Regions from separate parts of the Homo sapiens genome. Here region 1 is linked to region 2. Evidence: chromatin loops called from intact Hi-C (ENCODE). Cell type or tissue: CD14-positive monocyte. All regions are shown on one strand. Each heading gives the region's core, and the rest is flanking DNA. Links, peaks and the distances in the headings are about the cores only. Region 1 overlaps FCHSD2 (FCH and double SH3 domains 2). Region 2 overlaps FCHSD2 (FCH and double SH3 domains 2).

Region 1 (12,036 bases), core at 1,654-9,653, 52 kb before region 2:
TACATGAGAATTTCTAGCTTCATGTTTTGAAGTAGGTGTGAGCACTTGGTCTTAAAAGGCTTTTAAAAAATTCCACTTTAACGTATCTGTAAATATATTTAAAGAAAAACCTTAAAGGGGAGGGAGAGCATTAGGACAAATACCTAATGCATGTAGGGCTTAAAACCTAGATGATGGGTGGATGGGTGCAGCAAACCACCACGGCACATGTATACATATGTAACAAACCTCCACATTCTGCACATGTATCCCAGAACTTAAAGTATAATAAAAATAATTTTTTAAAAAAGAAAAACTTTAGAAAGAAAAAAGCAACTCTTAAAAAAAGATGATATATTTGCTATCGGTATTAAAATTGTCTATTATATTTTCATGATTTCTATTCGTAATAACATGATAAATAAAATTTCTTTAAAACAACATTATTGAATGTTTCTGTGTCATAAGCGTTGTTTACCATCATGTTTCAACTTCAAGTCACGTCATCAAATAGGTAAATACAGTATACTAGTTGTTAACTGGGATGTGGGAAAAAACCTACTTAACCTAGTTAGCTTGGTGTCTTATCCAAGAATACTCATAACTAATTCACAGCAAAGGCAGTACAGTACTCAAACTCAAGTGTTGACTTCAAAGTCCTGGTCTTTTTACTATTGCCAATAACCATAAATTATATAAATTTGTATAGAATTCCATAGTTTGAGTATTTAATTAACATAGTTTTATCCTGGTTTGGGAGTGTGGATATGCTTGTAGTTGCTTCATATCTTTTAATGTTAGAGGAATATTCTTGTGGAAGATGTCTTGTGTAGCGCCCTATAATTCCTCCATTTCTGTGCTACATCTAGTAGATCTAAAATGTGAGGGGTCAGAGTATGTTTATAAGCGGAGACCTTAGAGATTACCTGTTTCTGTCTCTTCTGTTCATAATTCTAAAATTCTTTGCACTAAAACTTGTCCCATTTACATCTCTTTGCCTCCATACTGTGCATATCATCTTTGGACAGGACTAGAGTGGTAGCCTCCTATGGGTCTCCCTGACTGTAGTCTAACTACTTTTTTTTTTTTTTTGAGTCGGAATCTCGCTCTGTTGCCCAGGCTGGAGTGCAGTGGCGCGATCTCAGCTCACTGCAACCTCCGCCTCCCGGGTTTATGCCATTCTCCTGCCTCAGCCTCCCGAGTAGCTGGAACTACAGGTGCCCGCCACCATGCCCAGCTAATTTTTTATATTTTTAGTAGAGACGGGGTTTCACCATGTTAGCCAGGATGGTCTCGATCTCCTGACCTCATGATCCGCATGCCTCAGCCCCCCAAAGTGCTGGGATTACAGGTGTGAGCCACCGCACCCGGCCAATCTAAGTACTCTTAATCCATGTTTCCCACACTGCAGCTAGAATGATTTTTAAATCACATTTTAGTCTGATAATGGCACTGCACTGCTCGCAAGCTTGATTTCCTGTTGTCTTAAGGTAGTCCAAACATAAATCCTTGTGTGATATAGCCCTTACTTATTCAGTCTCACCTTTAAGCCATTCTCCCTTTTACAAGCTCCATGCCAGCTTGTATGAAGTTTCTTGAAGGGGCTATGTTCCCACTTGCACCCCACCTCTCGTTACAGGCTCTTTTTTTTTAGATGTCAATTTTCATTTCCTTTGGGGAAGCCTTCCCTGACTCGATCTCTCTGCTTTATGTTCCCATATACTTTCCTGTTGTAATACCTACACCAAATGGTGACTTCTTGAGTTTTTCCTCTTTGTTGTGCTTTTTTTTTTTCAGTTAGGAAGGTAATAAACATTTGCTTTAAAAATACTGAGCAATTAAGTGATAGAAATAGGCCAAGCATGGTGGCTCACACCTGTAATCCTAGCACCTTGGGATGCCAAGTCGGGAGAATCACTTAAGGCCAGGAGTTTGAGACCAACCTTGGCAATAAAGTGAGACCCTGTCTCTATAAAAAAATTAAAAAAATTAACCAGGCAATGCACACCTGTAATATTAGTTTCTTGGGAAGCCGAGGTGGGAAGATCGCTTAAGCCCAGGTATTTGAGGCTGCAGTGAACAATGATTGTGCTGTTGTACTCCAGCCCGGGCAACAGAGTGAGACCCCATCTCTTAAAATAAAAAAACATTGAACAATCCAGTGGTATAAAGAATAAAAACTAAAAGCTCTTACTTTTGAACCTCATTTCCAAGTTCATATGTATTCTAGAGTATATATGCTTACATGTTTTTTAAATTAAAATAGGACCGTGCTATTCATTTTTCTGCAGCTTATATATTTTTATTAAATATTTGAGACTATATAGCACATTCTCTTTAATAATTGTGTAACATTGCAGCATACTGATGACCATAATTTAGTTAATAGTTCCTCTTGGTGGATATTAATTTTTTAAATTAATCCCTGGCAGAATATACATACCAGAAGAACATTGATAATACCCATAATGTTTATTGCTATTCCCCCAGCATCTAATACAGTGCCTTCCCTATAGAAAGCACTTAATAAAACTTGTTAAGCAATGCATATGCCTTTTCCAGGCGAAAAGGCTGCTGTGCCAGCTCTTACCTGATTTGTGTTGGTTACCTGTAATGTATCAGTTCATATCAATGGTGAGAAATAGAATAACGGGAGTGTGGACTGGCCTTGGAGTCAGAAGGCTTGGGTTGGATTCCTGGGTATAAGCAGTGTTGGTTAATATGGTCCTTTGTTGGTCAGATTCTAATAGGATACTTACTACATTCAGTTTAAGTGAAGATCGAACAACATAATGCATATACAAATACTTTGTAAGTGTAACACCCAGTACAAATGTTGGCATTACTGTCTCCCTCCCCGTTCCTGGTAACCACTGCTTTATTCTCTCTCTGTCTCTCTTTTTTTTTCGGAGACAGGGTCTTGTTCTGTCACCCAGGCTGGAGTGCAGTAGTCACAACTCAATGCAGCCTCCACCTCCCGCCCTCAAGTGATCCTCCCACCTCAGCCTCCCGAGTAGCTGGGACTACAGGCACACACCACCACACCAGGCTAATTTTTATAATTTTTGATAGAGACAGGGTTTCGTTATGTTGCCCAGGCTGGTCTCAAACTTGGCTCTAGCAATCCACCTGCCTCAGCCTCCTAAAGTGCTAGAATTACAGATGTGAGCCACCGTGCCCGGCCTTTATTCTCTATTTATTCAAGTTTTTTTATTTTTTTAGATTCCATATATAACAGATCAAATAGTAGTCGTCTTCTTTCTATCTGGCTTATTTCACTTAACATATTCTGGATGAACCCATCCAGATTCATACATGTTGTGACAAATAGCAGGATCTCCCTTTTTTTTAAGGCTGAATAGTATTTCTGGAGGTGTGCGTCAATGTGTGTGTGTATGTGTATGTGTATACTACAGTTTCTTAGGTCAAAGGATAAAAAATAGCAGAAATTCAGGACGCGCAAGTATAGAGATATAATGTGTATCATGAGGACTATAGTTAATAATATTGTATTCAGGATTTTTTGCTGAAAGAGTAGGCTTTAGGTGCTCTAGGCACACATACACAAAAAGGGATAACAATGTGAAATGATGGATATATTAAATTTGCTTGACTGTGGTAACCATTTCACTATCAATATGTATAGCAAAATTTCATGTTGTACGTCTTAAATATATACAGTATTTTTTAAATGTCAGTACTATTAATATATTTTTCTTTGTTGGTTTTGTGGATTGATTTGTAGCTCCAATGAGGTTTTTAAATAGATTAAAGTATTGACCACCACCATCTTTACAAAGTTAAGGTCATCAGGTAAGAGACCTTATACAATGCCCAGGAAGCCGTAACAGTATTCTTGAATGTTACTCTGTGTTTAGGGCTCTGGAGACATATACAATCCATCCCTATTGCCTTTCCTGGTTGGCGTAAAAACTATATACTCACTTGGATACATTTATGTATGGTAAATTGAGTTTTGTATATTCAGTTGTGAAAATATCTCCTTTTGTTTTTTTTATTTAGTATAATCTCTCTATTGCATCATCTCTTGAAGAACAAGACAGGAACTTTCTCTTATACATACTTCTAGAATCTATGCTAGTACCTAGCAGAAGTGCACATCTTCCGATAAGTGTCTTGACTTTTGGACAAGATACTGTGATTACCCACACACGCATACATATACATAGGAACTAAGCAATCAGTTGTGGGTTATGTGGGGTTGTGGGGGTACTGCTATCATGTAGCAGTTTTATAACTGTAGGCAAAAATATTTTCAAACTAATGGCATTCCCTTGGGTATTTCTTACCTATTTCTTTGTATGCTTTGTGATTTTTGTTGTTGTTGTTGTTGTTGTTAAAAACTGGCCATTTGAATCTAATAAGGTGGTGACTCTGGACATCAGATTCTCCCTCTTTCTGAGGTTTTGCTAGTTTGTTTTTGTTTTTGTTTTTCTTTTGTTTTTGATTAACATAAGTAGTCTCCATGCTGAGGATCAGCCTGAGATGTAAACTTAAGGTCTTCTCAGGAATTTTCTGAGCCTGTGCCTTTCTCTGTATATTGTGGTGACTTACTAATTTCTCTCAAATATGCAATTGCCCTTCAATGTCCTAATTTTCAATGTGTGGTTCTCAAAAGGTGGGAAAATGAAGACAGGGAAAAAGGACGCTGTCCCTTTAAGTTCCCCGGAAGTCACTTCAGCCTAAGGGGGAAGGGCTTGTAGCAATAGGGAAAGGGTGCTGCAATGACTTCCTACCTCTGTGTCTGCACCTCCACAATCATAAGCAGCAGTCAGTGATCATAGCACAAGATAGGGTCCCATTTGCCCATCCTGGCTCCCATAAGGAGCATAGGAGTTGTTCCAGGAACATATGCATGGCTGCCTGCCAATGGGCCAGGGATAAAGATGGGTAGCCACAGCTGAGCTAAGAGCTGAAATTGACCTAAATTAACTGTAATTTACTCTCCAAATCTTTCTCTGGGAGTTGCAAGTCCACAGTGGCTTCTAGAATTCTAAAATAATTGCATCAAACCGATCTTGCCGCAGTGTGATTGTTGTCTAGGTTGGGAGACAAGATTCCTGGTCCTTTCTGCTCTGCCTTATTCTCAGAATTTGCTCCTACAATAGTCTTGTAAGTGGTTTCCGTATCTTTTGTTTTCCCCCAAAGTTGTTTCCTACATAGCTGTGAAAATGACCTTTTAAAAATGCAAATTGATTTTTATCTCCTTATTTAAAAGGTTTTCAATGGCATTTTATCGTTTTTAGTGTACTACACCATTATATTTATGGTGCCCTTTCTGGTCTTCATAGTTTGTCTCTTGACTAACTTTCTACTTTCATTGCTGTATGTCATGCTTCCTGTGTTAGTCCGTTTTCACACTGCTATGAAGAACTACCTGAGACTGGGTAATTTATAAAGAAAAGAGGTTTCATGGACTCACAGTTTCACGTGGCTTGGGAGCCTTCAGGAAACTTATGGCAGAAGGCAAAGGGGAAGCAAGGCATCTCTTACATGGTGGCAGGAGAGACGGAGAGAACGAAAGGGGAAGTGCTAAACTTTTAAACCATCAGCTCTCATGAGAACTCACTATCATGAGACCAGCATGAGGAAAATCTGCCCTCATGATCCAATCTCCTCCCACCAGGTTTTTCCCCTGACACATGGGGATTACAATTCCAGTTGAGAATTGGGTGGGGACACAGAGCCAAACCATATCATTCCACCCCTGGCCCACCCAAATCTCATGTCCTTCTCACATTTCAAAACACAATCATGCCGTCTCAACAGTCCACCAAAGTCTTAACTCATGCCAACATTATCCCAAAAGTCCAAGGCCAAAGTCTCATCTGAGACAAGGAAGTCCCTTCTGCCTGTGAGCCTGTAAAATCAAAAGCAAGTTAGTTACTTCCAAGATACAATGGGGGTACAGGCATTTGATAAATGCTGCCATTCAAAATGGGGGAAATTGGCCAAAACAATGGGGCTACAGGCCCCATGCAAGTCTGAAACGTAACAGGGCAGTTATTAAATAGTAAAAGCTCCAAAATAATCTCCTTTGACTCCATGTCTCACATCCAGGGCACGCTGTTGCAAGATGTGGGCTCCCAAGGCCTTAAGCATCTCTGTCCTTGTGGCTCTGCAGGGTACAGCACCTGCAGCTACTTTCACAGGCTGCCATTGAGTGCCTGCGGCTTTTCCAGGTACATGGTGTGAGGTTTTCTGGGATCTGGAGGATGGTGGCTCTCTTCTCACCCCTCCAGTAGGCAGTGCCCCTGTGAGCATTCTGTGTGGGGGCTCCAACCCCACATTTCCCCTCTGTAGTGCCCTAGAAGAGGTTCTCCATGAGGGCTCTGCCCCTGCAGCAGACTTCTGCCTGGACATCCAGGTGTTTCCATACATTCTCTGAAATCTAGGCAGAGGTTTCCAAACATCAGTTCTTATCTTCTGCACAACTACAGGCCCAATACCATGTGGAAGCCACCAAGGTTTGGGGCTTGCACCCTCTGAAGCAACAGCTCGAGCTGTACCTTGGCCCCTTTTAGCCACGGCTGGAGCTGGAGCAGCTGGGGTGCAGGGCACCGTGTCCCAAGGCTGCACAGAGCAGCACAGCCCTGGTCCTGGGCTACAAAACCATTTTTCCTTCCTAGGCCTCCTGGGCCTGTGATGGCGGGGAGTGCAGCGAACATCTCTGAAATGCCCTGGAGACATTTTCTTCATTGTTTTGGCTATTAACATTTGGCTTCTTTTTACTCATGCAAATTTCTGCAGCCAGCTTGAATTTCTCTTCAGAAAATTGGTTTTTCTTTTCTACCTCATGGTCAGGCTGCAAATTTTTCAAACTTTTACACTCTACTTCCCTTTTAAACATAAGTTCCAATTTTAGACCATCTCTTTATGACTGGATATGACTGTATGCTTTCAGAAAAAGCCAGGTTACATTTTGAATGCTTTGCTGCTTAGAAATTTCTTCTGCCAGATACCCTAAATCATCTCTCTCAAGTTCAAAGTTCCAGAGATCTCTAGGGCAGGGGCAAAATGCTGCCAGTCTCTCTGTTAAAGCATAGCAAGAGTGACCTTTGCTCTAGTTCTCAATAAGTTCCTCTTCTCCCTCTGAGACCTACTCAGCCTGGATTTCATTGCCCATATCACTATCAGTGATCAATGGTTTTGGTCAAAACCATTCAACAGGTCTCTAGGAAGTTCCAAACTTTCCGACATCCTCCTCTCTTCTTCTGAGCCCTCCAAACTGTTCCAACCTCTGCCTGCTACCCAGTTCCAAGGTCACTTCCACATTTTCAGGTATTTTTATAGAAATACGCCATGTCTCTCGGTACCAATTTTCTGTATTACTCCATTTCCACACTGCTATAAAGAACTAGCTGAGACTGGGTAATTTATCAAGGAAGAGGTTTAATTGACTCACAGGTCTGCATGGTTGGGGAGCCTTCAGGAAACTTAAAATCATGGTAGAAGGCAAAGGGAAAGCAAGGCATGTCTTACATGGTCGCAGGAGAGAGAGCGAGCAAAGGGGGAAGTGCCAAACTTTTAAACCATTAGATCTCATGAGAACTCACTTGCTGTCATGAGAACAGCATGGGGAAATCTGCCCCTGTGATCCAATCACCTCCTAGCAGGTCCCTCCTCTGACACATGGGGATTACAATTCAAGATGAGATTTGGGTGGGGATACAGAGCCAAACCATATCACTTCCCTTAGACAGTTAACTCTCATTTGTCCTTCTGATCTTTAATCATATGTAGTTCTCAATTAAGTCTATTTGAATATACAAACCACCTCCCCCTATCTTTAAAGTTTTTTAGAGCACTGTATATCTGTTTTATATATTCTACATTATTTTTATACTCGGTTTCTTTTATTTTAAAATAAATTTTATTGCATATATTTAAGGTATATGATATGATGTTATAAGATATGATGTAAAATGGTCACTATAGTGGAACAAATTAGCATCCATTGTCTCAGTCAGTCATTTTGCTCCCAGTGGCAAGAGCAACTGTAATTATTCATTTAGCAAAATCCTGAATCCAGTATACTATGAACTATAGTCCTCATACAGAATATTTCATTTATCTGTATAGGCTGGGTACGGTGGCTTATGCCTGTAACCCTAGCACTTGGGAGCCCAAGGTAGGTGGACTGCTTGAGCCCAGGAATTTGAGACCATCCTGGTCAACATGGTGAAACCTCATCTGTATCAAAAACAAAATAAAAAAATGAGCTGGGTGCAGTGGCACACACCTGTAGTCCCAACTACTCTAGAGTCTGAGATGGGAGGATCAATTGAGCCTGGGAACAGAGTGAGACTCTATGTCAAAATACATACATACATACATACATACATACATACATACATACATACATAAAATGAATCTCTATAATTCTTTAGTCAAAACATGGAGCATATCTGTGTTTTTTAGTCAAAACGTGGAGCATATCAGTAGGTATATATACCACACATACCTACTGGTATATGTGGATGGTTACGGGAGACCAGAAGGATGTTACTGAGTTGGTACATCATACAGCATAACACATTAAGATTTGGTTTTTGACTGAAATACTATATAGCTTTAAAAAAATTCTTAGTCATAAGGATATACCAATTTAGAGATATAGTTTAGTCACAAGTATACAGATTATAATTCTACAAACTAATTCCAAGGAGATTTAAAAAATTTTTAAAATTCTATTTATTTAATTTTTAAACTTTTATTTTAAGTTCAGGGGTACAAGTGCAGGTTTGTTACATAGTTAAACTTGTGTCATCGGGGGTTGTGGTACAGATTATTGCATCACCCAGGTATTAAGCCTAGTACCCATTAGTTATTTTTTTCTCATTATCTCCCTCCTCCCACCCTCCACCCTCCAAAAGGCCTCAGTGCCTGTTGTTCCCCTCTATGTGTGCATGTGTTCTCATCATTTAGCTTCCACTTATAAGTGAGAATATGTGGTATTTGGTTTTCTTTTCCTGCATTCGTTTGCAAAGGATAATGGCCTCCAGCTCCATCCATGTTCCTGCAGAAGACATTATCTCATTCTTTCTTTGTGGCTGCATAGTACTCCATGGTATATATATACCACATTTTCTTTATCCAGTCTATCACTGATGGGCGTTTAGGTTGATTCCATGTCTTTTCTACTGTGAATAGTGTTGCAGTGAACATATGTGTGCATGTATCTTTATAATAGAATGATTTATATTCCTTTGGGTATGTACCCAGTAATGGGATTGATGGCTTGAATGGTATTTCTGTCTTTAGTTCTTTGAGGAATCATGACAGTCTTCCACAATGCCTGAGCTAATTTACACTTCCATAAACAGTGTATAAGCGTTCTTTTTCTCCACGACCTTGCCAACTTCTGTTATTTTTTGACTTTTTAATAATAGCCATTTGGACTGGTGTTAGATAGTATCTCATTGTGATTTTGATTTGCATTTTTCTAATGATCAGTGATATTGAGCTTTTTTTCATTTGATTGTTGGCTGCATGTATGTCTGTTTTTGAAAAGCGTCTGTTCATGTCCTTTGCCCATTTCTTAATGGGATTGTTGTTTTTTTCCCTGTAAACTTGTTTAATTTCCTTATAGATGCTGGATATTAGACCTTTGTGGGATGCGTAGTTTGCAGTATTTTCTCCCATTCGGTAGGGTGTCTGTTTACTCTGTTGATAGTTTCTTTTGATGTGCAGAAGCTCTTCAGTTTAATTAGATCCCATTTGTCAATGCTTGATTTTGTTGCAATTGCAACAAAATATATATTGAACTTGATGTCTGTGACTCTAATTTACCCCCATGTAATTCATTCTCATTTCCCCTTCTTATTTCTAAGTCCCACTCCAACACTGAGCTTTTACCCTCTGCCATCTGTTTACATGTTTGTTTAATCCCAGTATATGTGTACCACTTTTCAGAATTTTTTACCTGTGCCTAGTGAGAAACAACTTTATCAACTAGTGTACAATGTTTATATACAGTTTTTTGTCTTTAGTCGTACAGTTTCTAGCTAAAATACTTTTTTCCAGAGTTTCTTGAATCCATTTATAAACACATTATTTTACAGAATTATAAAATTTGCCCCTTCATTCCCCATACCCATTTATGAGGTTATGTCTCACATTTTGTAATACAATTGGATTTGTCACAGTCTGCATTCTATCTTCGGTTCCCCCAACCACTGGTAGATTTTTTTTAATTTACGTATATTAAGAGTCATTCTTTGTCTCTTGTCAAAGTTCTGTGGGTATTGTCAAAGTTCTTTGGGTTTTGACAAATGTATAGTGTTGCAGATCCACTACTACAATACTATGTATATTAGTTCACCACCCTTAAAATTCTTCCCCTAGCAAACACTTCCTTCTCCCCAAACCCCTCAAAATCACTGATCTGTTTTCTCTATCAATTGGTCTTTCCCAGAATGTCATATGAATGGAATAATACAGTGTGTAACCTTTTTAATTTGGCTTCTTTGACTTAACAAAATGCATTTTAAGATTCATCCAAGTTATGTGAATTAATAGTTTGTTTCTTTTAATTGCTAAGTACTATTCCATTATAATTATGTACCACAGTTTGTTTATCCATTCACCTACTGAAGGACATCTTTGTTGCCAAGTTTATCAATAAAGCTGCCAGAAGCATTTGTGCTCAGGTTTTTTTGTGAACCTAAGTTTTCAAATCAGTTGGCCAAATACCTAGAACATGATTGTGGAAGTCTCTGTTCATAAGAAATTTCAAAACTGTCTTTCAAAGTGGCCATACTATTTTGCATTCCCACCACCGTTGAAGGAGTACTCTGTAACTCTGCGTCCTCACTAGCATTTCTTGCTGTTAATTTTTTGGATTTAGCATTCTAATACATGTGTAGTGGTACCACATTATTTTAGTTTGCATTTCCGTAATGACAAGTGATGCTGAACTTCTTTTCATATGCTTGTTTGCCATTCTTATATCTTCTTTGATGAAGTATCTTTTCAGATCCTTTGCCCATTTTAAAAATGTGTTGATTTTTTTCTTACTGTTGAATTTTAGGAATTCTTTATATATTTGGACTTCCTTTATCAGATACATGATTTGCAAGTATTTTTTCCTAATCTGCAGCTTGTCTTTTTATTCTCTTTGTAGTGTCTTTTCCAGAAGAAAGAGTTTAATTCTGATAAGGTCCAATTTATCATTTTTCTTTCATGTGTCTTGGTTCTGGTGTTATATGTTAAAACTTTTCACCAAAGGTCAAGGAGATTTTCTTCTCTGTTCTTCTAAATGTTTCATAGTTTTATGCTTTATATTGAGGTGTATGAATCATTTTGAGCCAATTTTTGTGTAACTCGTGAGGTATGTGTCAAGGGTTTTTGTTGTTTTGTTGTTGTTTATGGTCATTCAATTGTTCTAGCATCACTTGTTGATTGAGACTATCCTGTCTCCATTGAATTGTCATTGCCCCTTTGTGAAAAATCAGTTTACTATATTTGTATGGGTCTATTTCTGGGATCTCTCTTTTGTTCCACTGATCTATCTGTCCATTCTTTTGCCAACATCATGCTATCTTGATTCCTGCAGCCTTCAAGGTATACCTTGAAGTCAGGTAATGAGAGTGCTCTGATTTTGTTCTTATTTTTCTGAATTTTGGCTATTCTAATACCTTTATCTTTCTGGACTATTGATTGAGATTGCCTTGAATGTATAGATCATATTGGGAACAAATAAGACCTTAACAATATGAAGTCCCAAGTCATTAACATGGAATGTCTCTCCATCCATTTAGATTCTTTTATTCTTTTCTTTCTTTCATTAGTATTATGGACTTTTCCACATACAGATCCTGCAAACATTTTGTGGGATTTATACCTAAGTACTTCATTTAATAAAATTTCAAATTCCAGTTGTTCATTGCATGTATGTAGGAGAGCAATTAACTTTGGAATATTGACGTTGTATTGTGCAACTTTGCTAAACTCAGTTATTAGTTCCATGAGGTTTTTTGGTAGATTCTTCAGGGTTTCTTACATAGACAATCATGTCATCTATGAATAAAGATA
Region 2 (12,036 bases), core at 2,303-10,302:
TATGATGTGTCTTTAACTTTCACTGAAATAAAGAGAAGATAGTAGAGGAAAAGGAAACCTTTGTAATCTGTTGCCAGGTTTCTCCCTTGTTGCTGACAGGCAAGCTCTGCTTTGGATTGTATCTGTCATTCTTTCCTGTTTTCCCAAAACCCAAACATTTTATCATTTTGTTTTTTCTTATTTTCAACCCATCCCCCTCAAATGTATTGTTCTTAATGACTAACAAACACACACATTGCTGTAGTCGAATTGCTTAATTTACAAATCAGCAATTGTGAATGGGGATGCAGCCAGAGCAGGTGCTCTTTTTTCTGCAGTAGCTCTGGAAAAGAGGTCAACTCTGGCCAGAAACTGCAAGTTCTTTCCTTGAAAGTAGAGATGGGACAGTTCTCGGGACCTTCAGGCAAAAACAAGAGTGTTGAAGGGAGTCAAACTGGACTAAGAAGTATCCTATTGCAAAAACGTTTTTTCTTTCCTTTTTGTTCACTGCCTGAAATCCCCTTTTCCTAGCTTCTGTTGTGACTTCTGCTTATTAGAATACAGGTTAGAAAATATAGAGACAAGGAACTGTTTTGTCATCTCAGATGAAAACTCTGCATATATTTTCCATAAAGTATTAGACCTAGAGGTTTAGGTGTTTTAGTATATATAGTTTTTGAGACAGGGTCTCGCTCTGTCATAACAGGCTAGAGTGCAGTGGCTTGAACATGGCTCACTGCAACCTGAACCTCCTGGTCTCAAGGGATCCTCTTGCCTCAGCCTCCCATGTAGCTAGGACCACAGGTGCCTGCCACCATACCCAGCTAATTTCTTAATTTTTATTTTCGCAGAGGCGTGGTCTCACTTTGTTGCCCAGGCTATTCTTTAACTCCTGGGCTTAAGAGATCCTCCCACCTCAGCCTCCCAAAATGCTGGGATTATAGGGGTGAGCTACTGGGCCTGGCTGGTTTTAGTATCGTATTAGGTATTACATAGTGCTTCAGACTTACAAGGACCAACAGTTTCAAAGAACACATTTACTAAAGATGATTTTTAGCACAGCTCGCACTTAAGGTTGTAATTCACTATATTCTATATATGTCTACTATTATATCAAAGCTGTATATTTTTCCCTATGAATATTTTTAAATGAACATTATATTAACTTAAGCAACAGCAAAAATAAAATCCTATTTTTTTTCTATTGGATCTACAGCTAAAAAAGATGGCCTTCAATAAACCAGAGAAAGTACATTCTTATTTGGGGGATCTGCTCTCTGCCTAAAGCAAAGAGGAAGTTAAAGGGCCTGGCCAGCTCACAGATTAATATATGTTCTCGAACTTACTTTGAAGTCTTTATGCATATATTTGATCAGCATTGGGTAGGTCATGCTTTGGAGTATTCATTTAATGAAACATTGTGGGGTACTAAACTGATTAAAAATAGAGGCAGGGGTTGGTCCCTCCTGCCCCTTAAAAATGAGAAAACATACTTTCAGTTTTCATGTACTGTACATTAACTCATTTTCTTCCTCATGCTAATTCTATAGTCTGCAGTACAGGAAAACTCCTATCAATCATGCTGTTAGCTACTTAGTAAATTTCCACCATTGAATTGTCAGTGGCCCTTAGATGCCTTTCTTGAAAATATCTGTTTTTCTGAATTAATGTTAAGGAAATATCTATTTTTCTGAATTAATGTTAAGGTGATAATGCCCTATATGGGTAGCTTAAAAGCAGGGTATTTGATTTGTTGGTTTAATCATACACATTTAAGAGCCTCTTACAGCATGCTAACTACTGAGTTAGGCTTTGGGAAGAGACAGATGAGTAAGACATACTACTTATCCTCAAAGAGCTCAATATGGTAGAAGAGAGTGAGATGTATATATATACATACACATATATATACACACACATATATACATATATATACACATACATATATATACATACATACATTATATATATATATATATATATACACACACACACATACACATACATATATACATGATTGCAAATTAGAGTGATGGAAATCACTTACTGCTGGAGGACTGTGGTTAGTAATAATAATAGCTATCTTTTTTATTGCTTAATATTGCCTTGGCATTATCCTAACCATTTAATACATGTTATCCTTTCTCATTTTCTTTGTTATCCTCGTTAAAGTTCATAGCTCATTATTTAAATAATACTCTAACTTATATTCTTATCTTTGCCCTTCTTCAAATGAAATGAAATTGTAACTCTGATGAGCCCCCATAACTGGATAATCTGTATCTAAGCAGCCAAGTACTGCTGAAGAAAAGTTTCGACGGAGCAGATTCATGATCATAAATTAATAGAGAAACCAGTGCAGCAGTTTCAACACTGCTTAGATGGCCTACTGTCTTTTCCCTAGTTAACTTTTCCTACTATTTTTAACAGTTATTTCAACTTTTCCCCCCTCTTCAAACCTCAAACTTACCCCTTCTCTTTTATGCTTAGCAAGTGGGTTTTCTTCCTAATTTACAGAGACGATAGAAACCGTTGGAAGACAGCTTCAATATTGTCCACTTCATCTGTGTTGAAGACTCTTCCAGAGTCTCAGTAGCAGTTGTTCCTGTCTAAAGGTGATCTTTTCACCTCAGCTTTGGATTATATCTCATCCCCTCCTGCCTTCTTAGGGAACAAAACAATTATTTTATGTTCTTTTCGTATTTCCTGGACATTCTGTTCTTACATTAGCAGTTATCTTGGTGATAACAACCCTCATTATGACTGTCTTTTGAGTTACATTCTTCTAATCTGGACTAGTTGCCCTCTGTGTCAGATGCAAGTATTTATCCTGAGATCTTCCTATATGTCTTTGTTGTGTTAGATCTCCAGTTTTCTTTATGATATGTCTTATTTTTTTCTTGATTTATACTGTCCTTTGGTAGAGCACATCCTCCAGTACCTTCTTGCGAAAGTGGGCATGGGAAGTAAGTTTTTTGAGATACTATGTTTATGAAAATGGCATATTATTTGCTTGTACTTGGATATAGAATTAAAGGTTGAAAACTCTTTCATTGAAACATTGGAGTCCATACCTCATTGTTTTCTTCTTTACTGTGTAAGTATTGAGAATCCAAAGCCATCCTAGTTCTTGATTATTTGTATCTGATCTAATTGTTTGTTTTTTCTTTTTTTAGAAGTTTATGGAATATTCTCAGTGTACCCTTTGATTTCTTGGATTAATTCTTCCCTTTTGTTTTCTCTTTCTGGAACTTCCCATTATTAAGATATGATATCTCCTAGCTTGCTTCTTTAAATTTCATTTCTTTCTTATTTTCCATCTTTGTCATTATGTTGTACTTTTTGGGAGACTTCTTCAACTTTACAGTTTCTTTTATTGGACTTTTAATTTTTTCATAGTAGTTTTAATGTATGAGAGTTCTGTTTTCTCCACATCCTTACCAGCATTTTTTATTGCCTGTTGTATTAGTTCGTTTTCACACTGCTTTAAAGAACTACCTGTGGCCGGGCATGGTGACTTACACCCATAATCCCAGCACCTTGGGAGGCCGAGGTGGGCAGATCACCTGAGGTCAGGAGTTTGAGACCAGCCTGCCAACATGGTGAAAATCCATCTCTACTAAAAATACAAAAAATTAGCTGTGTGTGGAGGCATGCACTTGTAGTCCCAGCTACTCAGGGAGGCTGAGGCACGAGAATCGCTTGAACCTGAGAGGTGGAGGTTGCAGTGAGCTGAGATCGCACCACTGCACTCCAGCCTGGGTGACAGAGTGAGACTTCATCTCAAAAAAAAAAAAAAAAAAAAGAAAGAGCTACCTGAGACTGGGTAATTTATGAAGAAGAAAGGGTTAATTGACTCAGTTCCGCATGGCTGGGGAGGCCTCAGGAAACTTACAATCATGGTAGAAGGCAAAGGAGAATCAAGTACCTTCTTGACATGGGGGTAGGAGAGAGGAAGCGAAGGGGGAAGTGCCACTTTTAAACCATCAGATATCGTGAGAACTCAGTCACAATCATGAGAACAGCATCAGGGAAATCGCTCCTATAATCCAGTCACCTCCCACAGGGACCCTCCCCCGATATATGGGGATTACAATTTGAGATGATGAGATTTGAGTGGGGACACAGAGCCAAACATATCACCTGTCTTTTGGATAAAAGTCATTTGACCTGGGATGACATGCTATCTAATTATAGTTTTGATTTATGTTTCTCTGATGGTCAATGATATTGAGCACCTTTTTATATGCCTGCTTGCCATTTATATGACTTTTTTTGAGAAATGTCTATTCAGATTTTTTGCTCATTTTTATTTTTTATTTTTATGTATTTATTTATTTTTCTTTTTTTATTATACTTTAAGTTCTGGGGTACATGTGCACAATGTGCAGGTTTGTTACATATGTATACATGTGCCATGTGGTGTGCTGTACCCATTAACTCGTCATTTACATTAGGTATATCTCCTAACGCTATCCCTCCCCGCTCCCCCCACCCCATGACAGGCCCCAGTGTGTGATGTTCCCCACCCTGTGTCCAAGTGTTCTCATTGTTCAATTCCCACCTATGAGTGAGAACATGTGGTGTTTGGTTTTCTGTCCTTGCTGTAGTTTGCTCAGAATGGTGGTTTCCAGCTTCATCCATGTCCCTACAAAGGACATGAACTCATCCTTTTTTATGACTGCATAGTATTCCATGGTGTATATGCCACATTTTCTTAATCCAGTCTATCATTGATGGGCATTTGGGTTGGTTCCAAGTCTTTGCTATTTTGAATAGTGCTGCAGTAAACATATATGTGCATGTGTCTTCAGAGCAGCATGATTTATAATCCTTTGGGTATATACCCAGTAATGGGATTGCTCGGTCAAATGGTATTTCTAGTTCTAGATCCTTGAGGAATCGCCCCAATGGTTGAACTAGTTTACAGTCCCACCAACAGTGTAAAAGTGTTCCTGTTTCTTCACATCCTCTCCAGCACCTGTTGTTTCCTGACTTTTTAGTGATTGCCATTCTAACTGGTGTGAGAGCGTGCTCGCTTCGGCAGCACATATACTAAAATTCTAACTGGTGTGAGATGGTATCTCATTGTAGTTTTGATTTGCATTTCTCTGATGGCCAGTGATGATGCTTTTGCTCATTTTAAAAATCAGATTATTAGATTTTTTTTTCCTATAGAGTTGTTTGAGCTCCTTATATATTCTGGTTATTAATCCCTTGTCAACTGGATAATTTACAAATATTTTTTACCATTCCATGGGCTGTCTCTGCACTTTGTTGATTGTTTACTTTGCTGTGCAGAAGTTTTTTAACTTGATGTGATCCCATTTGTCCATTTTTGCTTTGATTGCCTGTGCTTACAGGGTATTACTCAAGAAATCTTTGCCCAGTCCAGTGTCTTAGAGAATTTCCCCCAATGCTTTATTTTAATAGTTTTGGGCTGGGTGTAGTGGCTCACACCTGTAATCCCAGCGCTTTGGGAGGCCAAGGCAGGTGGATCACAAGGTCAGGAGTTCAAGACCACCTGGCCAATATGGTGAAATGCTGTCTCTACTAAAAATACAAAAATTAGCCAGGTGTGGTGGTGGGCACCTGTAGTCCCAGCTACTCAGGAGGCTGAGGCAGGAGAATCGCTTGAACCGGGAAGTGGAGGTCACAGTGTGCCGAGATCATGCCACTGCACTCCAGCCTGGGCAACAGAGCAAGACTCTGTCTCAAAAAAAAAAAAAAAGTTTCATAGTTTGAGGTCTTAGATTTAAGTCTTTAATTCATTCTGATTTGATTTTTGTATATGGTGAGAGATAGGGGTCTAGTTTCATTCTTCTGCATATGGATGTCCAGTTTTCCCAGCACTTTTCCCCCAGTGTATGTTCTTAGCACCATTGTTGAAAATGAGTTCACTGTAGATGTATGGATTTGATTCTGGGTTCTGTCTTCTGTTCCATTGGTCTGTGAGTCTATTTTTATGCCAGTACCATACTGTTTTGGTTACTATAGCTCTGTAGTATAATTTGAAGTTAGGTAATGTGATTCCTCCAGTTTTCTTTTCCCCAGCCTAATTATTCTGAAGAATAAGATCAGGCCTGGCACAGTGGCTTACACCTGTCATCCCAGCACTTTGGAAGGCGGGGGTGGGAGGATCACTTGAGTCCAAGCGTTTGAGACCAGCCTGGGCAGCATAGTGAGACTTTGTCTCTACAAAAAAATTTAAAAATTAGCACGTGCTTGTAGTCCCAGCTACTCAGGAGGCTGAAGTGGGAAGATAACTTGAGCCCAGGAATTGAAGGCTACAGTGAGCTATGATCCTGCCACAGCACTCCAGCCTGGGTGACAAAGTGAGACCTCATCTCTTAAAAAAAGGAAATAAAAAGAATAAGTTCATGTTGATATCTAAATACAAGTATTTGGACAGATTCCCCAAGAAATACTATTTATTTCTTATGCCAGTAGTTACTAGAGCAGATACTGAATATATCTTTCTCTGTCTGTATATTATTAGGCAGATTTCTTTAAACTCTAAACTAAAACAAACAAACAAAAAACTATTGCTAGACCCTGGAAATCAGATAACTGATTTCATCAAATCTACAGAAATCAACTCAGCTGGTTTGTGGTGAGATAATTTGTTCCTCACATGTTCCTTTTTCATAGCATGTTCTTGTGCAATATATGAACTAACATTTTTTAGAAGCTTGTGAAATATTTTCTTTGTGGTTTGGATGAGGAAGAATGAGATACAGTGTGTCATAGTAGAAAAGAGAACAAACGTCAATTTAATGGAAGATTTTTTAAAAGCTTAGTAATTCTTAATAGGATTTATTTCTAGACAAATATTTCTTCAGTGGAAGCCAAACATACATTGACTAGTTGATAATTTGGTGAAGTAATAAAAGATAAACATCTTTCTGTATGGCAGAAATCTAGAAAATATAATTTGACTTATCTTTTGCAGACTTTTTTTGATCAAATGAAGAGAAAAACATTAATATACAAATCCTTTCTAAAATTGATACATAATAACTATATATTTATAGTGTATGTGTGATATTTTGATGCATGCGTACAATGTGTAAGGATCAAATGGGGGTAATTGAGATATCCATCATCTCAAATATTTATTATATATCATGGAGTGTTGAGAACATTTCCAAATCTTCTCTCCTACCTGTTTTAGAATATACCATAAATTATTGTTAACTATAGTCACCCTGCTGTGCTATTAAACAGTAGAATGTATTCCTTCTATCTGACTGTAATTTTATACCCATTAACCAACCTCTCATTGGCCCCACCTTCCTATCCTTCCCAACCTCTGGTAACCACCAATCTACTCTCTACTGCTGGATATATATCCAAATGAATGGAAATCAGTATGTTGAAGAGATGTCTTATAGCACTATTCACAATAGCTAAGATGTGGAATCAACCTAAATGTCCGTCAGTGGATAAATGGATAAAGAAAATGTAGTATATATACACAATGAAATATTATTCAGCCATAAAGAAGATTGAAATCCTGTCATTTGCAATAACATGGATGACCCTAGAGGACATTATGTTAAGTGAAATAAGCCAGGAACAGAAAGCCAAGTTCTTTTTCGGTTTTTCTGGCTAAGCATTAATTCCAAAAATCTTCCTCATTCATATGTAGGCGTATATAACTCATCTTTTTTATTTTGAGTTGTGGCTCTTCTGGTTTCTCTGTCGTCTCTAGCTCTTGTACCTCTGATTCACCTAATGTCTGTTTACTTAATTAATTAGCATGGAAGTCTTCAATTCTATTAAATTCTGCTTAATTCTGCTTTAATTCTGTTAAATCTCTGCTTCTCTTGCTTTATATCCTTTTTTTTTTAATGCCCTCTTTCTTGGAGAGAGTAATCATTTGACTCAGTTCCCATAAATACCATATGATTCTCAAATCTGTCTGCAGCCTGCCCTTTAATTATTCATATTTGTGCCTTTACCACTGGTACTTGTGAATACTGAAAGTAACTAAAAATAAATGCATTTTAAAATTCTGTTTCTCAGTCCCAGTAGCCATATTTCAAATGCTTAAAGGCCACATGTGACTAGTGTCTACCATGTTGGACAGTGCAGATATAGAACATTTTTGCCATCTTAGAAAACTCTGTTGAACAGCAGTGCTCTAAAGCTTATTTTGTTTTTACTTGTTATGGTTTGAATGTGTCCTCTAAAGTTCATGTGTTGGAAACCTAATTCCCAATGCAACAATACTGAGAAGTGGGACTTTTAAAAGGTCATTAGGTCATGAGGGCAGAGCCCTTATGAATGGATTATTGCCATTGTTGTGAGAGTGAGTTATTTATTACAGGAGTGGGTTCCTGATAAAAGGAAAAGTTTGGCCCCTTTCCACTTTCCCTCTTGTGTTCTGTTGCTCTTCTGCTTTCTACCATGGGATGATACAGCGTGAAGGCCCTTGCCAGATACAGGCCCCTACACCTGGACTTCCCAGTCCCGAGAACCATGAACCAAATAAACGTCTGTTGTTTATAATTACCCAGTTTGTGGTATTCTGTTATAGCAACAGAAAATGGACCAAAACTTTGTTTTCTTCCATCCCGCCCCCCGCCCTTACCTGTCTGTTATCAACTCTGCTGGTCATTTTTCCCAGTAACCACTTGGTTATATTTGATTATTTCACAATTAATTGCTCCTTCATTTGCACTCTAGGTCTTTACTTATATCTTGTTAAAGAACAGAGGTTGGCAAACATTTCTTGTAAAGGGACAGATAATAAATAGGCTTCTGTGTTGTGGTTACTCAGTTCAGCTGTTGCAGTGCAGCCATGAATGTGGCTATGTTCCAGTAAAACTTTACTTACAAAGCTGGATGATGGGCTGGATTTGGCCTACAGGCCTTAGTTTGCCCACCCTTGGTATAGAACTTTAAAAACTGTGTTATGAATGTTCTAACTATATAAATATGCTGAAAATAATAAAATGAGTACCCATTTACCCAACCACCAAGCTTCAAAAATGAAACACTCTCAGTACAGTGGAAATCTCCCAGGTGACCCCTCCCAAAACATCTCCCTTATGTTCAACAGATTGTAACTACCACTCTGACAATAGATAGTGTTGTCTTAGATAGTATCATGCCCTGTGATATTATGCAACTTGCATTTTTCTCACTCAACATTGTATTTGTTGAGATTCATTTGTATGAATTTTTAACTTTCTTTGTTATCTTTGCTATATAGTATTTCATTGTATATATATATCATAAATAACTTACCCATTTTCTTTTCTTTTCTTTTCTTTCTTTTTTTTTTGAGATGGAGCTTTCCTCTTGTTGCCCAGGCTGGAGTGCAATGGCACGATCTCGTCTCACCACAACCTCTGCCTCCTGGGTTCAAGTGATTCTCCTGCCTCAGCCTCCTGAGTAGCTGGGATTACAGGCACATGCCACCACACCCAGCTAATTTTGTATTTTTAGTAGAGACGGGGTTTCTCCATGTTGGTCAGGCTGGTCTTGAACTCCTGACCTCAGGTGATCCGCCTGCCTTGGCCTCCAAGGTGCTGGGATTATAGGCATGAGCCACCGCGCCCGGCCATAACTTACCCATTTTCTTAATGGAAATTTTAGTTGTTTATTGTTTTACTGTTACAAACAGTGCTGTTATCAACAGTCTTGTACATTCTCCCTGGCTCACTTGTGCTAGAGATTCTTAAGGGAATATACCTAGAAGTGGTATGCATTAGAAGCTGTACAAAAGAGTGCCAGCTTACAATCCTTTTATTGTACCTTTCAGCATTGTTTGCATATCATTTGAAGCTCGGGAAGCATTTGAGTTTGTACTAGGTGATAGGCACTTGGTGATACAGAGATGAATTGGATGTGATCCATACTGTCATTGAGCCAGAAACAAGGTTATTCTCTGGTGCCGCCCACAAGGGGCTTATGGAATATGGGGTAATAGATTCTTTCCCTGCTACATTGGTTATTTTATGATTGGTTCCCTGTGACTCAGAAAGATAAAATTAGGATGCTTCTTGTAAGTCTTTACCAAACTTCTAAAGTAATTATTTCGAAATATTTTTAGCAGTTGAACAACTTTTTAAAACAAACTCCTACATGGAATCTTTATATATAAAGCAGATAAAAGGGAAGTTATTTGGTTAAAGTTTGTGAGCCTGTTTCCTCTTTGTGTGTTTTCCCCACTCCCTATACCTGCCTGTGACATCCTCTACTTTCCCATGGTTCCTAAGGCATCAGGCTGAATACTAGGGCACCTTGAAATATAGTTTGGAAAGAAATGTTCTAAGACAGGATTTTCCAACTACCAAATTTCTTATAGAGGTCTAAGCTTTACCTAGATGATCTTAATTTTAGAGTTTTTTGAGGTAAACTCATAAAAATATAAATCAAAACATGGTAATCAGTTCACATCCTTCAGTGGACAGGTCTAACAGGTAATTGAATATTCTCATTTCAGAGTTTAATTTAATGTCTTGGGCTGGAGAATCAACAATAGATGAGGGGTACTGAAGCAGAGAATACATAAAACTATTAACGAGAGTATTGTATAGGGTGACAAGAGGCATAAGAAGAAAATTTTAAAGAGATTAACTCTTTTTAAATCAATTTTATTGAGGTACAATTAATATACAATAAGATGCATCTATTTTAAAATAGGGTTGGTTGAGTTTTGACAAATATGTATAACCATATTGTCACTATCATAATTGCAATCAATATCTAGAATATTTCTATCCTCCCAAACTTTTATCTCTCGTTCCTTTGCAGTTATATTTGATTTCCGTTGCTATGTAACAAATCACCACAAACTTAGACGTTTTAAACTACCTCCATTTATTATCTCACAGTTCTGTAGGTCAGAAGTCCAAGTAGGCTTAGCCAGGTTCTCTGCTTAGGGTTTCACAAGGCCAAAATCCAAATGTCACCTTGGCTGCATTCTTATCTGGAGATTCTGGGGAAGAATCTCCTTCCAGGGTCATTCAGGTTGTTGGCAAAACCCAGTTCCTTCTGGTTGTAGGACTTAACTCTGTTTTCTTGCTGGCTGTAGGCTGGGGTCATTCTCAGCTCCTAGAGGTGCTCTCAGGTCCTTTGTACATAATTCTCCATTACCAAGCCAGCAGTAGTGTGTCCAGTCCTGTTCATGTTTTGAATTTCTGACTTTTTTGCTACTAGCTAGAGAAAACTCTGCTTTTAAAGATTCATGTGATTAGGTAATCGCAGATAATCTCCCTTTTGCCATTTAACGTAGCATAATCACAAGAGTGATTATGTTCTACTGACACTCAAAGGAAAGGGGATTATACAAGGGCAAGGGTCACTGGGATCATTTTATAGTTCTGTCTACTTCAGCAGTCTTCACGTATTTTGTTAAATTTATTCCTAAGCATTTCATATTTCTCAATGTTACTGTAACATTTAGGTTTTAATTTTTCCTTTCAGTTCTTTTTATTAATATATAAACATATGATTGATTTTTATATTTTGACCTGTTCCAGTTACTTATAGTGTTACTCTGCATGACAAATGACTGTAAGGCTCAGTGGCTTAAAACAACAGCATTTAGTTTGCCTTCAAGTCTATACTTTGGGCAGGGGGGTCAGTAGGGATAACTTATCTCCGTACCACTCACATCAGCTAGAGAAACTCAAATGTGAAGGTTGAATTCTGAGGGCTTGCTATCTCACGTTTCTCATTAATGCTGCCTATTGACTCAGACCTTCCCGAGGCTGTCAGCTGGAGCTTCTGCACTTGGCTTCTTGGTATTGCCTTTCTCACAATGTTGTGGTTGGGTTCCAAAGGCAAATATGAGGGCAGTGGGGGTTAGGGGTATGTTTTGTCCCATTTTGTATACCTAACCCCAAAATTGGTGTTAAATGAGTGAGAAAGGAGAGGTTCAGCGGCCTTTCTTCATGGAAGTCTTTTCTTCATAGAAGAATTCGCATCTCACCAGGCTTTGTATGTGAGTGGGATGTCGGCAGGCTGTGGCAGCAGACAGTGGCATTTCACAGGGATGGACTTTTATGAAAAGGGGAGTGAAAGTAATGCACAGAAGAAACC

What was found. Hi-C counts contacts between places; a loop is a spot of excess contacts. Peaks named below come from ENCODE experiments on the same cell type or tissue, not always from the same donor. Only the 100,000 strongest peaks of a DNase experiment are listed, where the experiment ranks them.
Region 1: a loop joins it to region 2, with 1.9 times the contacts of the local background. A loop is called at or near these places in 4 of 110 quality-filtered maps.

Annotation. Positions count from the first base shown.
Region 1 is chr11:73,022,323-73,034,358 of GRCh38, reverse strand. The region is part of intron 3 of FCHSD2 (FCH and double SH3 domains 2); the gene reads left to right. Among named protein-coding and RNA genes, the nearest start is that of FCHSD2, 110 kb to the left of the region's middle. In CD14-positive monocyte, for the core only: no CTCF peak of the experiment used is centred there; DNase peaks (open chromatin) are centred at 5,548 and 7,568; H3K4me3 peaks cover 1,115 bases; H3K27ac peaks cover 4,014 bases.
Region 2 is chr11:72,970,603-72,982,638 of GRCh38, reverse strand. All of the region lies in intron 8 of FCHSD2 (FCH and double SH3 domains 2), which reads left to right. Among named protein-coding and RNA genes, the nearest start is that of ATG16L2, 160 kb to the right of the region's middle. In CD14-positive monocyte, for the core only: no CTCF peak of the experiment used is centred there; DNase peaks (open chromatin) are centred at 6,288 and 6,648; H3K4me3 peaks cover 1,071 bases; H3K27ac peaks cover 7,280 bases.